2 separate regions of the Homo sapiens genome follow, and region 2 is linked to region 1. A link is a contact called in ENCODE Hi-C or POLR2A ChIA-PET data. All regions are on one chromosome and are shown on one strand. The core of a region is the stretch at or near the end of the contact, and the rest is flanking DNA. Distances in the headings are between cores, read along the strand shown. Region 1 holds the start of NAA20 (N-alpha-acetyltransferase 20, NatB catalytic subunit). Region 2 holds the start of LINC00652 (long intergenic non-protein coding RNA 652).

Region 1 (2,844 bases), core at 141-2,640:
ACCAGTTTAACACTCATGTGTAAATACATTTCAGCATTCCTGCTTGCTTTATGTATTTTATCTCTCTTTATCTTATCTTTTTGAGACAGGGTCTTGGTGTGTCACCCAGGCTGGAGTGCAGTGGTGCAATCATGTCTCAGAGCAACCTCTACCTCCCGGGCTCAAATGATCCTCCCACCTCAGCCTCCCAAGTAGCTGGGATTACAGGTGTGAGCCACTGTGTCTGGTCTGAATAAAGGAATTTTTAACTTTTAATTTTAACTACTTTAAATTTAAAAACTGATGTTTGGTTCAGCGATTTGAAAACAGTATATTTGGAACCGCTTGGATATGAGAATCTGCTTTTTAACCATACATTGATGAAATCTAAATAGAGAACAAGCATTTCCGATGACAGCTGCTCTCTCAGATTGAAATGCACTGCAAATGTAAAATACACACCGGATTTCAAAGTCTTTGCAAAAAAGAATGTAACATATCACATTCCTTTTTTTATTGATTGATTACATGTTGAGTATTGATTGGTTACATGTTGAAATGATATTTCGGGTATAATAAAGTGGGGTCAGGGAAAAATATTTTTCCCAAATAGGAAAAATAAATGGGTAAAATAAAGCGTACTATCAAAATCAATTTTACATTTCGTTTTGCTTTTATTTATTTATTATTTATTTTTGAGACCAAGTCTAGCTCTGTCGCCCAGGCTGGAGTGCAGTGGCGAGATCTCGGCTCACTGCAACCTCCGCCTCCTGGGTTCAAGCGATTCTCCTGCCTCAGCCTCCAAGTAGCTGGGATTAGAGGCGCGTGCCACCACGCCCAGCTAATTTTTATTTCTTTCCTTTTTTTTTTTTTTTTAGTAGAGAGGGGGTTTCGCCATGTTGGCCAGGTTGGTCTCGAACTGCTGAACTCAAGTGATCTGCCCGCCTTGGCCTCCCAGTGTTGGGATTACAGGCGTGAGCCACCGCGCCCGGCCTTCTTTTTGTTTTTAAACGTGGTATTGACATTTTAAGATGACATCTGCAACTCGCAACACTGGGACAAGGGATTCTGGGTCATAAATTCTCCCATTCCTCATTTACTCTGCAGCACCGGGTGGCTGCGAACTCCGCTCTTCTGCTTGGGTTTCCGCATCACCAGCAGCTTCTTTCCTTCCCAGGTGTCGCCGCCTGCTTTCTGCAGCCGCTGCCTGGGAGGGGTTCCGAGGTTCTGGGCAGCCACAGCCCCGGAGGCCTTACAGGAGCGACCTGGCAATTCCCGCCGCCGGCCGCCAGAGGAAGCTGCTTTGCTGCTGTCGTTGCCCAGCAACTCGTAGCCCGGAAGCAGTACCCCGTCTCGCTCGGTTCCGCGGCGGCCACGCTCCGGGAGACTTCCGGCAGGGCGGGCGCGGGGTCTTGGCGAACGGTCTTCGGAAGCGGCGGCGGCGCGATGACCACGCTACGGGCCTTTACCTGCGACGACCTGTTCCGCTTCAACAACATGTGAGTGACACGCGCCTAGGGCCAGCCGCTCTTGGCCGGGCCTCGCTTCCCGGCCCCGCCAGCTCCGGCCCCAGCCGCGCCTTCCCGGCCGGACCCCAAGCCCGGACGGGGACCCGCGAGAACCACCCCCCGCCGGCCAACGTGGGCGCCTCCCTGGGGCCACAGGGTCCAGGGAGAGGTGGGCCTGGAGTCGACGCACGCCGGCCTTGGCGACCTTGGCCGAGGTGCTCAAACTTTGTCTCTGGACCCTGCGAGCTGGCAGGTTCTGGGGCAGCGCTCGGGCCTCCGCTCGTGGTCGCTGTCAGGAGGCGCTGGGGTGATGGGGCGAGCTGGAGACGCGGCCTGGAGCCCACGACCTGGGCTTCTCGCCCTGCCCTACTGCTTGCTGGTTCGTGGCCGGGCCGCGCCTCTTCTGGGCAGAGGGCACCGCCGACGGCCAGGCCGCAGAGGGGGCTTGCGAGGATCGGAAGCTGGTCAGCAGCTGTTGGGATGTGTACATCGTGAAGCCCACCTGGTGGCCGTGGTTAAATTGTATCCAAATGAAATGACACTGATCACTGCGTCCCCTGCAGCAGATGCTGTCTCAGTCATGGTTAGTGTTTGCAAGTTTAGTTACTGTAGCTGCGCACCCCGGTGTACACACCTTTCCTCTGTGAGGAGTCACGGCAGATCTTAGGGGAGGCTCGCTGTGCCCAGAGCCCTGGATGCAGTTTCTTTGGATTCGAGTTAAGGCCAGACCTCTGATTTGCAGGTACCAATTTTTTTTTTTTAAGAAAACATTTTATTATGAAGATTCCCACACATTTAGAAAAGTTGGAGGAATTTCACCATGTGCTTTTATAGACACTTTTCCTGGATTCTGCAGTTAACATTTTGCTACGCTGGTATCTCTCCTTCCTTCCCATCTATCAGTCCTGGATCCACTTTAAAAAAACAACAGGGCGGTATGTGAAAACTAAGGACAAAGTGGTTCCGATTCAAGTGTCAGGAAGATGGAAAGAACTATGGGATAAGATGGCTGGGAACATTTCAAAGAGGGGGTGAGCCTTGAAGATGGATAACACATTGGTAAGTGAGGAAGACGGAAGTTCCGGAGAAGGAGCGGGGCATGAAAATGGGGAAACTTGAAGTGCGGTCAGACAACTGGGATCAGTGCGAATCTAGTGGCTGGTTTCTGCCACTGAGCAGTCAGGAAGAAATGGGTGAAACAGGAGGGGTTTAGACTTGATCCTGTGGAAAGAATTTTCTGTTGGGCCAGTCTGGTAGCTACGGTGACTTGTGTTGAACTCACTGTTCCCTGCATTGTTCTGAGTGCCCACGTAATAATCCAGTTAATCCTCACGATTCTTTGAGGTGCTGTCACCCC
Region 2 (2,844 bases), core at 167-2,666, 1.2 Mb before region 1:
TCTGATTTTTTTCCCACCATAGATTAGTTTTGCCTGTTTTAGAACTTCATATAAATGAAATTGTACATGGTGTAATCTTTTGTGTCCAGCTTCTTTCATTAGCAAAATATTTTCAAGTACCTGTGTTGTTATAAGGGTCCTCATTTTAAAACGAATAATTTGACAAGATCTTTGCAAACTGATCTTTACTTTAAAATTTTGGACTTCTCTGATGTGTATGTAAATACAGTAACCACCTTTAAATTAAATAGCCTAAATACAGTAACCACTTGAACTAAGCCTCTGAAACAGACATCTCTCCCATGTGTCTGTCAGACCTTGTCTTTCTGTTTTCATGCTCCCCACATCCCCCTACCTTGTTTAGCATTGATAAACATTTCAAAACTGCAGAGGGAATTTATCATATTTGTCTCAAGGGCACAGCGCTTTTGATTTACTGTGTTCAGTAAGATGCAGGGGGCTAACCAACCTCTTAGGATTAACTGCATTTGACTTACCTTCAAAAGGTCATCAGCAGTACATCCTTAGTAGGCCTCACAATAGTGTGTCCACAATACGGGTTAGTGGGAGTGATTGAAAGGCTTGGAGAGTTGTCCTTCTGGGTTTGCTCTGGTTGGGCGATCAGAGTCCATAGCACTGGGTGGGAAAACATGAAAGAAAATAAGTGAAAGTGACATGTTCCTCCAGAATAGCTAAAGGTCAGCGCTCACCCCATTCAACCACTGTATTCCCTAGACTTAGCATGAGGCGGTTTCTAAAAATCAAAGCCACACTTAGCGTGGTAATGTGGCTTTGTACCATGTCAACCTAGCTAAGCGGGAACTACGTTTCCCAGAATTCCTTGCCTGTAGGTTTCCGGGGTTAGCACACGCCACGTGACCTGATGCGGGCTTCGTGAGGCGGAAGTGACGCAGTGTTGTCGTCTCGTAGGCTTGAAAGGTAGGTGCCCGACATTAGGGACTGTCGCAGCCCGGGGAATTGTCCCCATCTGCTGGCTTACCTTGTGGGCGTGGATCCCCTCTAACTTTCCTAATTCCCGGGCGGCCCGCGGGCCTGCGGCAGATTCAGCTCTCAGGACTCCACTTTCAGTTTCTTCCACTTCTGGGGCAGGCTGCTTGTCCTGCCACTCTCAGGCCCCCCACCAGACACGGCAGCAACAGCTGTTCCTAAGTGTTCAACTCGCTCCTTCCCGCAAATGTAGAAGCTCAAATCCCTATAGCAAATTCCATATTCTATGTCATTCTTAATGCTTCCGTCTCTCTGGTTGAATCTAGATTGGATACAATCAGTGATGCACATTTACCAGACAGAGGATGTGCAGCGTTTACTGTTGATTTCTCTCTTTTCCTCCCTATCACCTCAGTTTAGTTCCAGGATCCACACTCCTCCACCATAGTCAGGAGATTCAGGGAAAGTTGGCAGGGTTCAGCTTTCAAGTTGACCCTTGATGAACCATGGTCAATCCTGTTAAGAGGCGTGAAAGCCAATCCCAGCCAATGAGACTGGGGAGAAATCACTGAAGAACTTGTGGAAAACAGACCCTCTGGATAAAAGACACGTGTGGGGAAAAAGGGGCTTTTTAATGTTATTCTGGATGTTTCCCAAAAGTACTGCTGCTGCCTTGCCTCCCTGACAGACACTGGCCTTAGGATGACATGCGGCAGGAAGGAAGGACGGATCTGGGGTTTTTCAAGACTCACTGAGATGCACAAGGAACCAACCCTCAAGTAGCCAACTCGTTCCTGTTTGCATGTGTCGACTGAAAAGAATCAAAATAAACAAAATATAACTATTTCTAAGAGGTTACAACTTGCAGGCAGGAAGCAGGCCTCTACCTGAGGCCATAAAGCATACTTTGAAGGAGAAAAGGTAGGTATTTATGCTAGGTGGAGAGGTAGGATATACGTATTCTGTAGCATACAGGAGAAGCCTATGAAAATTCATGGAGGAAACTCGTTAGAGACACGCACTGGGCTTACATATGAAGAATATCCAAAAGCGGATGACCTGTGTTCACTCTGGGGTGAAGATTTAACATTTAAATGTATTATAATTAGGCTGTAAATGCAAAAAGGTGAAACATAGGGCACAAGTTCACGATCTGTGCAATCTCCAGAGACCAGTCTGATCTAGCCTGCAGCTGGCAGTCATCTGTCAAGAAGGGGCTCTTTGTAGCCCAGAGTAGCTGTCAGGTTGGAACCATAAAACCAAAAGGAGGGCATCGGCGGTTAGGTGAAGAAAAGAAGTCTTTTGGCCTTTTTTCCTCTTCAAGTCAGCTTTTGATAAGATCTAGTAATAATAAGGGGATGGGTGTGGCTGCAGGTGGGACATGTCGGTTCTCTGTCCTGTCACAGCTAAGAACTAAGAACTTTAGAGTCTTTCAGCCATAGAGGGTCCTGTCATCCATTGAAGGGATCAGTCCATTGGGATTTTGCCAGTTTTAGCATTGATGCTGTGTCCTGGGAAACCCCTGAATACTTATCATAGCAGAAGTTCAGCCACTGTAGCCCTACCTCAGGACCGCTTTTATGGGAAAGAATAATTCCTTTAACTGCTTGAGCCATTTGAGTTGTGGCTGCTTTTGGTACTTGTAATAAATTGAAAGCATCTTGAATGTTCTGGGACAGTAAAAGAATGTGCCTTTGTTTCTGACAGCAATTATAAAATCAATTATATGTTTATATTCTAAAAAATGTTTTGAGTAATGCTGACATCATTGGAAAAGTGCATCACTTAGAAAATGTATCTGTGTGTCAATTTTGTTTGTTCAAAATCAGTTTCATTAATTTGTGGGAAGATACACCTTGTACATTTTACCTAATTAAAAAAAATATTGCCAGTTGA

The links. Hi-C counts contacts between places; a loop is a spot of excess contacts on that map. ChIA-PET counts read pairs that join two places held with the same protein, here RNA polymerase II (POLR2A). Pooled maps may share reads with other maps.
Region 2: a map of CD8-positive, alpha-beta T cell shows a loop between it and region 1 (4-fold over the local background). The contact joins the promoter of LINC00652 here to the promoter of NAA20 in region 1. A Hi-C loop is called at or near these places in 2 of 168 maps with a recorded cell type or tissue (CD8-positive, alpha-beta T cell and naive thymus-derived CD4-positive, alpha-beta T cell) and 12 of 50 pooled maps. POLR2A ChIA-PET finds 5 or more read pairs at or near these places in 2 of 52 experiments (activated CD4-positive, alpha-beta T cell and naive thymus-derived CD4-positive, alpha-beta T cell).

What each region holds. Positions count from the first base shown.
Region 1 is chr20:20,015,972-20,018,815 of GRCh38, forward strand. It overlaps NAA20 (N-alpha-acetyltransferase 20, NatB catalytic subunit), which reads left to right and starts at 1,391. Exons shown (of 6, transcript NM_016100.5): 1 at 1,391-1,478. The coding sequence starts at 1,426. RefSeq lists enhancers at 898-1,077, 1,692-2,192, 2,654-2,844 and silencers at 1,398-1,467, 1,518-1,637.
Region 2 is chr20:18,793,168-18,796,011 of GRCh38, forward strand. LINC00652 (long intergenic non-protein coding RNA 652) reads right to left here and starts at 1,417. Exons shown (of 4, transcript NR_026883.1): 1 at 1,001-1,417; 2 at 498-636. It overlaps LCDR (lysosome cell death regulator), which reads left to right and starts at 882. Exons shown (of 1, transcript NR_026885.1): 1 at 882-2,844. RefSeq lists an enhancer at 558-1,097.